2 separate regions of the Homo sapiens genome follow, and region 2 is linked to region 1. Evidence: read pairs that join two places in POLR2A ChIA-PET (ENCODE). Cell type or tissue: PC-9. All regions are shown on one strand.

Region 1 (5,000 bases):
GTGGGCACATAGCAGGTTCATGATAAAACACAAAGAGGGCACTGGCCACAAGAGCAGGGCAAAGGCAAAGTAAATATAATGAAACTAAAAGCAAAAGCATGTCTAGGAATAAGATTACCTAGAAGATAAATCTACCTGAGATACGCAACTGATTTCTTCTGGTTAATGTTTATATGGCATCCAGATCCTGAGGGTTGGTGGGGTGTGGGTCAACCCAAAAAGGGGATCAATGGCCCTGACTTTAAATAGAAGAGGCTGGCGGATCCTTAGGATGTTAAATTCTCTTACACAGACATGCCACTTCAGAATCAGGCATTGTGGATTAAAGGTCTGCACTGAAGCCCCTCCAGTTTCAGAGGCATTGGTGGATAAACCTTGACTTGAACATCTCTATTTTCCAAGTTGTTTTGAGTTTTTTTTTCACTTATTTCTGATAAAATACACTGGCACGCTGAAATCATAAAGTCTGTCTGCCAATAAAATGTCACAGGTCTGTAGACTCCAAGGAAGTAGCTAGGTAAATATTTACATACACAATTGAATTTTCTAAGTGTCCTGTGTCCCTGATCTTTGTGGATGCTGCAACTACTTGCTAACAGATAATTTAGTATGTTGCAGAGACGTGAAAACAGGCAGATGCTTAGTTCCTAAGAGGGAGCCTCGCTGCTGGGCTTCCTGCCAGTTATGTGCCTGATGGGTCATGTCTCAACCTCTGGATTTCAGTCCCATGTCTAGCTTTTATTTTTTCCCCCTGCTTTCTGAAAGCCTTAGGGATTTGGACTGCTTCCATTCCCTGGTTCTTTTCCTCCTACGACTGACTACTGAGTAAAATGCTGTCTTCCCATCTCCCTCTTTGCTTGCTGTCACCAAAAATGAGCACTTAGGCTCTTTTTATTTAAGGATTTTGTGGATGATCTCTTCTTGTCTTGGGAATCAGCCTGTCCAGCCAATTTGTGAAAAACTCAGTGGCTTACTTCTGGTTAGAAGATTAATAAGCGCATGTGGATTCATGTTTGCTAAGTGAACGAAAGTGTTTATAAAATTGACAATTGTTACATGATTCCTAAAGGTTTTTCCCAGAGGCTTCCTAGCAGTCATTTGTTACACCTTTTCTTAAAACCTCCTTGGCTTGAGCCCCTGAAAATCTGATTGTTACCCTGGTCCATGTCTTCCTGTCCTCTTGGGTTTGCTAGGAACACTTTCTCTAAAGCAGTGTTTTTCAAACTTGAGCCTGCAAAAGAATCACCTGGTGAGCTGGTAGAACCACAGATTCTTGGGCCCTACTCCAGAGATCCAGATTTAGAGGGTCTGAGATGATATCGATACAGTTGGGCCAAGGACCACACTTTGAATAGCACTAGGCTAGACCATGAAGAAGAGTGGCTGTCATGTTGGATAGACCTGGGCTCCTTCACCAAATGTTCTTTCTGAGCTATGGTTTGGGCCCAGTCTTCCCAAAGTCCACATGGTTTCAGTGGAGTCTGTTTGTGGTACAACTCTTCTCTCCAACAGTATAGCCAGACCTCCAATTCCCTTAGCCAAGAGGAAGGAAGGCAACTATTCCTTATGGAAGATATAATCTATGCAGGTGATGGGCTATGTACATTTATGTATTTACTTCATTGAATGGTCCAAACAACCTAATGGTATGGCTGATGTAATTTCATAGAGAAGTTCAGTAACTTAACCCAGTATCATCAAGCTGTTATTCATCAGGGAACCTAGGCTTTGTACTTATCACTGAAAAGTGCAGCTCTCCTGCCCCAGAGAGCACTTGCCTGATGTCAAACCTTTCTAAAAGGCTCACTTTCAGTTCTGGGAAACACTCCCAATGACAGCAATAGCTGATATGCCCGAAACCTAAGGAACAACTGAACTTTTCCTTATTCAGACAAAGAGCTCTGCTTTCCTCCCAGAGTCTCTATGACTCACAGTTGCCCTCTGCCCTCATGAAAGTGCTCTGTAGAATTGCAGATCAGCAATGTTGGAAATAGCTCATAACAAAAAGTAATTAGACAGTTTCTGCCAATGGAAGGATGTCATTTTCTAATAGGCCTAAAGAGAAATTAGGTCAGATCTCCAGAAAATCAGGAGAATGGTTTAATGAAATGTAACGTACTGTATTTCTTCCTTGCAATTCTTTAAAAAAATTTCCTTTATAGTAGATGACCCTTTAAGGGCAAATGTATATTTATATATCAAATATAAATGCATACAACTAGGATTCTTATTTTAATATAAGAGAATAATACACAAGTGTAAGAGATTATGGTAACTGTTTAAGGCTGGCATGGGTCATGATTGATTTTGGGCTTGTCCTTATCCTAATACAGTAAGCTTTAGGTTCTCATTTTCCAGGCGCTGAGTGTGGAGGTGTTGGGATTTCTATTACCCTGCTTCCTTAGCTGCCAGCAGGGCTGTGCTACTTTTGATTCAGGAAGGCATGTAATATTCTTTACAATATTCTCTGTTTCAACCATTGCAGGGAGCCTGAATAAAGATGCTATTTGATCCTCTTATTCTTCCTCATCCCTTCCAAATCCATTTTTTCCCACCTCCCCAGTGTCTTTGAATCATGTATAAGTTTCAGAAGATTCACATCATCATAAATTATTGGCACATCCTGAAGTAAAATAGGGCCCTGTTTCCACAGTCTGATGACCTGGGTCCTTCTATTCCTAGTTTTGCCATATATTTAGCTATGGGAACTTGGGAAAGTCACTTCTATTCACTGGCTCCTACTTTTATTTTCTATAAGATTAGGGTGTTTCATTAAATTTTTTAAGATTTAAAGTTCCATGAAATTAGAATTGCTATAAAGAAATTTAATCTTCATTTTGAATAAACCATCCATTCAAACTGTGACAACTTCCAGCTAAATGCCTGAAAGAATTTTTCTTAGACTGTCAGCAGCTCATGGACTCTTTAAACCTAACTTAAAAACAAACAACAAAAAAAACCTTTTATGTAATTAACTGAAGCCTTCTGGCCTGTCCCTTAATTGTTAAGTGTTTGGGCAGGATAATGGAATGATGGACAAATTGATTCTTATATTTTTCACTTACGAAACATTGCTTTTCACTCAGTGAAAACTTTGCCATTTGCCAGCGGTGAGAAAAAGATATCAGTGCTTTCAAGCAATTTCTTCAAATCAGAATTTAAAGTATCAGAGAGTCAGACCACAGTACAACTCAGTGACTCAGCAGTGCCTTTCAAAACTGCTTCCTACAGAGATTCTGCAGATGAAGGCAAATAGAGCTCTGAATGTGGGGTGGAGAAAATTGGGAAAAGCTGAAGAACCCAAGAAAACCACATGTCTGACTTCTATCTTTCCATGACATCATATAAGCTCTTAGGTCTTTTTCTTTTTCTAAGCCATTCCAAACTTGGACATTAAATAAACAATCACTATATGAAGCGGTGCTTCCAGGGCCTACATGAATATCACGGGAAGCTGGGGACATCCCTGATGCTGGGGTACCAGATAGTACTGCTATGAACTCCCTGCCTTCTGTTCCATCTCCCTATAACATCTATCCTGATCAGGGGCAGTGTGACTCAGCCCAAATGGAAAACCGTATACTATGTAGGTCAGTGTAATGCCCAAGAAGCTTTTGGGTATTCCCTTGTGTAGGTCTCCATATGTTTCCCAGCATCTCATTTAAATACAAGTGGCTGTCACAAGATCAAGCCAAGTCTTCTTTGCTTGAAGAGTGTGGCCTGAGGTCCGTCAGAGTCCCCACCTTGGTTCTAACCTAGCATTTCTGGGAGGAGACTGACACTCCACTTGACAAAGTCCAGGAGTGTGCTGATCAAGGATGCCAAAATGTGTTCAGGTGTCAGACTTTGCATGAGACCCAGGAGGCAGGGTCAGTGATCAGTGGACATTCGAACAGGGGGACTGGGTGTTACTTTAAGGAGAGCCAGAAATTCAAAGCAAAGTTAGTGAACTGATGGAGAAACACAACTCCAAGTCCATGGGCTGAAAGCAGAGAGGGAAACAGAAATTCAACAAACATCACTGCCAAAGAAAGAGCAGGGTAAGGCAAAGGCGATTCATCTTAAGGCTCCCTCTCACTTGGATTTTATTGACCCATCCATATATTGAGCAGCTCTAGGAAACTAAACCTCTGAGAGGATATTTTTAAAAAAGTGTTATGGGGATGATATGGTCAGACTTTGTGTTCCCACCCAAATCTCATCTTGAACTGTAGTTCCTATAATCCCCATGTGTTGGGGGAGGTAACCCGGTGGGAGATAATTGAATCGTGAGGGTGGTTACCCACATACTGTCCTTATGATAGTGAGTGAGTCTCACAAGATCTGATGGTTTTATAAGGGGCTTCCCCCTTTGCTCGTCACTTCTCTCTCCTGCCGCCATGTGAAAAAGGATGTGTTTGACTCCCTTTCTGTCATGATTGTAAGTTTCCTGAGGCCTCCCCAGCCATCCGGAACTGTAAGTCAATTAAACCTCTTTTCTTTATAAATTACCCAGGCTCAGGTATTTCTTCATAGCAGTATTAGAACAGACTAATACAGGAGACATAATTTATATGCTATACATGTCACTCATTTAATGTATATAATTCAATGCTTTTTATTATATGCACAGAATTTTGCACTATTGCTAAAATCTAAGTTTAGAATATTTCATCACTTAAAAAAGATACCTCATACCCATTAGCAGTCACTTCCTATTGTCCCCTATTCTTCCCACTTTCCACCCCCAGCCCTTGCCAACTACTAATCTACTTTTTTGCCTCTGTGGATTTACCTAGTCTGGACATTTCACATAAATAGAAATATACAACATATGGTCTCTCGTGACTGGCTTGTTGATAGGGTTGTTGAAAATCTATTTTCTTTCTTTTTTTTTTTTTTTATTGATCATTCTTGGGTGTTTCTCGCAGACGGGGATTTGGCAGGGTCATAGGACAATAGTGGAGGGAAGGTCAGCAGATAAACAAGTGAACAAAGGTCTCTGGTTTTCCTAGGCAGAG
Region 2 (5,000 bases), 170 kb after region 1:
TTTTTTCTGCAGTATGCAATGAATTTCCCCTCCCTCTTCTGTGTCACCTAAAAAAATGCTTGGAAAAACAAGATTCACTGTTCCAATGTTTTTACATCAAAGGATTCTTTAAGGGGGAATAATGAGCATGCTTTAGTGTGACTAAGTGGGTGCTTGAGTAGAGAGTGAAACTGCAGACTGAAATTCAATGGAAACAAAACGGGACAGGGAACTCAAAGATGTGTTGAGTTCTGCATCCAGGTGGGTGTGGGTCATGGGCTGGAGCGGGAGGATCAGGACAAAGCTGATCTCTGGATTGTGCCTGTTTCTCCAAGGAGGAGTCTGAGGCTTAGAGAAATTATATGACTTACCCTAGGTAGCTTAGAGCTGACAATTGGAGGTGGACCAGGGACTTGAACCTTAGTCTTCAGTCCTTCAGTCCTACATTGTAACTGGCCTGAGAGACAGCATACCAATGCGGTGAAGACTGTGGATTTTAGAACCAGGCTCCTTGGGTTCGAATCTCAGCTCTTCCACTTATTAGCTATATTATCTTAGACAAAAGATTTAATCTTGGCATGCCTCAGTTTCCCCATTTGAAAACAGGGATAATTTGTCATAGCTTTAAATGAGTTGCTACTGGAGAATCCTTTCAGTAGGCACCATGCAACTATCTGTAAGATAATTAAGAAACTCCTCTCTCATGACCTACAGGGTAGAAGACAGTACTTTATTTGTTTGCCCCAAGTGTATATTGCACTTCATTGCCTCCTCTCCACCTACATCCTCATCTATGGTATCCACATCTGGTGTCTCCCCAGCTCTGCCTTCACTGAGTCTTCTCTTTCAGCTTTGTGGGCTCCAGGAAAGGATAGAGCGACCCAGTTAGAGGCAGGCACTAGCTGCCTTCCGTGCAAAGCCAGCAGAGGCAGAAAGGGTGTTCTAGCTCATTCTGTTGCTTTGCCCTTGCTTGCATTCACAGAGATTTAAGTTTCAGTTTTTAAATCGGCTGGTAGAAAATGATTGAAAATGCTACCCAGGCACAGGAGAAAGTGGGCTTTTTTGTTTTGTTTTGTTTCCCCCTTTGGACATTCTAATATTCTACTCTTACTGGCCAGGAAATTTGCCACACGTTTTCCAAATCTGTAATGATTCCCTTTCCTCTCTCTTTTTCAATGTTTTTCAGAGCAAGTCTTATTTGCTGAACGTGGATGGCTCCTTTTTCACCCTGTCCTATTTGTTAAAGGAAAACACATATGCATTTAAAAATCATAATTTTCTCTCTGACAGTGTCCAGCAATTCTCAGTTGCTTTGTTATTTTTGGATATTTTCCTTTGCTGGCCTCTGATATCACAGTACATGTGGGTGTTGTCAGTGGCTGTTAGCCAATCCATGGGACAGCTGGGTGTTGTCTCTTGTCCTTGCCTTGTCTCACAAAGGTGGCACTAGTAGAGGGCCTTCATAGACTTTTTCTGTGGGAAGCCATGACTGCCCAGGCAAGTTGCTGGCTCACTCAACCATAAAGGGCAGTGGGGCAGGCTCGTTTATACCCACTGCTGGGAGTGAAAATCAGTACCTGGTTCCGAAGATAAATATGGCAAAATGTATGCATACATATTACAAATACATACCTATTACTTAATACAAAGTACATGTTAAATCTTAAAAGTTTGCAGTCCCTGACTTGGTAATTCCATGTCTGGGAATTCTTTATTTCTAAGGAAATATTAAACAAGTGTACTAAGGTTTATAAACAAGTGTATTTATAAAAATGAGTTGTTTATAACAGCAAGAAGATTGGAAGCCACTCTACTGTCCATTAATAGAGGCTTGACTAATAAGTTATGGTACATCTACATAATGGAATGTCAGGCAACTATTTAAAACCACGATATGGGATATAATTATTATATATAATATGGAAATTTTAAATTTAGCTATGGGAAAAAGGATTATATATAATGCATCTTTAAAATTTGGTATATTTATCTATGTATGAATTTTTATATGCTTAGAAAAAGTCAGCAAATATACACAACAAAATATTAACAATAGTTATTTCATACTGTGGTATTATTAATGATTTTAATTTTCTTATTTTAGCTTATTTATTTTTCTAATTTTTCATACTAATAGTGTATGTTACTTATGTAATAAAAATGACTATGCGGAACAGTTTATATATGACAAATAGTGTGTTGTAAGGTGTTCTTCCCTGAATTCTTATTAGAGAAGTTTATACATGGGAGTAAATGTTCCTAACATTTCATTTTGTCAAATGAGGGAGAAGAAAGAGGCAAGATGGCTCCTTGAAGTGCTTCTTGAAGTGCTGCATCAGTACTCAGAAAGCCAAATTGCTTTAGGTCTGTCATTTGTTGGCTTGTACAGAAAGATATCTCCATAAAGTTAGACCACTGTTGGGTTAGCTTGTGGACCCTCTGTTTTTATATTCTCAAATCCATGCTACAAAACCAGAAGGACTGACCATCTTCCATGTTTTTATAGTGCACATCTAGAAGCCAAAAGAAATAAAGAATAAAGCCAAAACCCAATACATATACATATAATTGTTCTATATTTTACTTGGAAAATATTCTAGAGAAACATCATTAGCGCCCAAGATTGCATGGCATTGAATTTGCTTCTTTGTACTCTATGCCATTTAAATTATTCTACATTCTTATCTGCAATTTTATGGACATGTTACAAATAACCTTCTGAATGCCAAGAGTCTTTTTTAAATGCTTTCTCAGTTTGAGGTTTTCATGTTGTTTCTATAATAGAGAAGAAAATATGTCATCATGGTAAGTTAGGCAACCAGATTTTAAGCCTGGTTTTGCAGTTGACTGCTCTGTGAGCTGGTATGATGGTGATCATGATGATGATGTAATAGTAGTTGTAGTAGTAACAATAATAATTACTAGGTAGTTATGCAATAATAATAATATTAATTGTTAATATTAAATGTTATTAATAAATCTAATACCAATATCATCTATTGATCCCTTACTATATGTGAGAAACTCTACTAAATGCTTTACATACATTGTCTAATTTAATCTTGAAATCTCCCTTATAAGTAGATATTATTACCTTCATTTTACAAATGACAGAATTGAGGTATAGAAAGGTTAAATAATCTGCACAAATGAGAGAGTTAATAGGTTGTAAAACTACTGATCCAATCCAGGTTATTTGTGTTGAAATACCTTGCTCCTTCTGGTATACACACTGTCTTCCCAAATCTCTTAACAATCCTTGGAGCTTTAGTTTACTACTAATACAATAAGGAAGTTAGGCTAACTAAATAGTTGCTGTGTTTTCCTGTAAGTTTAACATTCTTGCAGTCCATATACATTACAGTAGGAAATTGAGATAACTAAATGGATAAAGCCTGTGTTCAGATCTTGGCTTTACCATTTGCTAGCCTTGTGATCTTGCCAAGTTACTTAATCTCTCTGTACCTCTATTTCCTTATCTGTAAGCTTAAACTTGCAATAACTACATTTCATAAGATGGTGATGAGGATAGAAAGAGATGATAGGTTATGTACAGTGTTTGACATGTTATGAATGTTAGCTTTATGAAGGGAAGATCAAATTGAAAGCATGTAAGTTCTACAGTGTCATCCTGAACCTGACAAGTAAGGTCCTCTCCTCTCCCTCTTGTCCCAGGGTTAATCTACACATGAGCTGCTGAAACATCCCAGGTGGTTTCCTGTGACCTAAAATGTCTTTGCATTTTCACTGACCTGGAATATTTAGCTGAAAAAAAATACTCATATGCCTCAATCTTTTTACTTTAATAAGTATTTACTTTAATAAGCATTTCTTCTGCAATGGCCTTCATGGCTTGAAACTAAAGTGTCAGAATATGTGACCCAGGCATGTGGAAGTATGCAAATATTTCAGTGATACCACATGATCAGCTAACCCATGTACCCTGACTACTTCTACATTGTTGGAATATAGTTGAAAGTCCTTTAATCATCTGTCACATGTCAATTTTGTGTCAAGATTTCTTCTAGGAAAAAATGCCTAAAATGCATGCCTTTATTTCCTTATCTGTAAAAAGTAACTAATAACAGTACTCATCTACTAAGGTTGCTTTGAGGACAATTGAGATATTCCGTGCAAAGCACTTCAATCTGTGGATGGTATGTTAAGTTCCCAATAAGTATTTGACAGTATTATTGTCTTTCATTAATATGTATGCAGCTAGCACAAAAGTCCCTGGACAAAGTTGCATTCAACAAAGTACAGCCTACCAATCAAGAATAATAAAAATATTTCTGATATTTTCATATTTTCGCAAGATACGTTAAAGAAAGTCTAACTTTCTTTTCTTTTCTGTACAATTCTTTCACATCCTTAATCTTTGATTGAGCAAAACTCCAAACAATTTCAAGTTCTAGTAATCAATTCATTGGGGTTTGCCAGGGACTTTTCCAGCTTGAGCCCTGAAAGTCTCATTTCCCAGGAGACTCTTCTGTGCCAGATAAACTTGGATAGTTGGTTACCCTACTTTTTAATTCTCTACCAAAACTCCCTGAGGCCCCAGTTTCTGTGGCTTGTCTTTTCTTCATTCATCTTTACATTTCCAGTAGCTTTGTCTCTCCCATCCTGGAGGGATGTGGGAGAACTCATTAATAAATCTCTTTCTTGCTACACTTCTCTATGTGCTTTCCTACCAGCTCACGCCATCGTACCAACTCACACAGTCAAAAACAGATATATATATATATATATATATATATATATATATATATATATATATATGCATGCTTGTTCTACATTTTACTTGAAAAATATTCTAAAGAAACATGATACAATTTCCATCTATGCAAACTTGGATGGCATTAATTTTGCTTGGCAAATTGTGACTCTTAAGTCAGAGTGTTATAGAACTCTAGCTGAAAGTTATCTTAGATTGATTGTATCTTGTCATGTTTTGAGATATGGCTGGAAGCGGCCCAGGTGACTGTAATAGGATGAGGAGGCAGAAAAAAACTCAACCCATA

Evidence for each region. ChIA-PET counts read pairs that join two places held together with the same protein. Peaks named below come from ENCODE experiments on the same cell type or tissue, not always from the same donor. Only the 100,000 strongest peaks of a DNase experiment are listed, where the experiment ranks them.
Region 2: POLR2A ChIA-PET joins it to region 1 with 6 read pairs; 2 of 35 experiments call an interaction of 5 or more read pairs at or near these places.

Annotation. Positions count from the first base shown.
Region 1 is chr4:147,358,770-147,363,769 of GRCh38, reverse strand. No RefSeq gene overlaps it. Among named protein-coding and RNA genes, the nearest start is that of MIR548G, 17 kb to the right of the region's middle. In PC-9, no CTCF peak of the experiment used is centred here; a DNase peak (open chromatin) is centred at 1,909; H3K27ac peaks cover 2,596 bases.
Region 2 is chr4:147,190,693-147,195,692 of GRCh38, reverse strand. No RefSeq gene overlaps it. Among named protein-coding and RNA genes, the nearest start is that of MIR548G, 150 kb to the left of the region's middle. In PC-9, no CTCF peak of the experiment used is centred here; no DNase peak of the experiment used is centred here.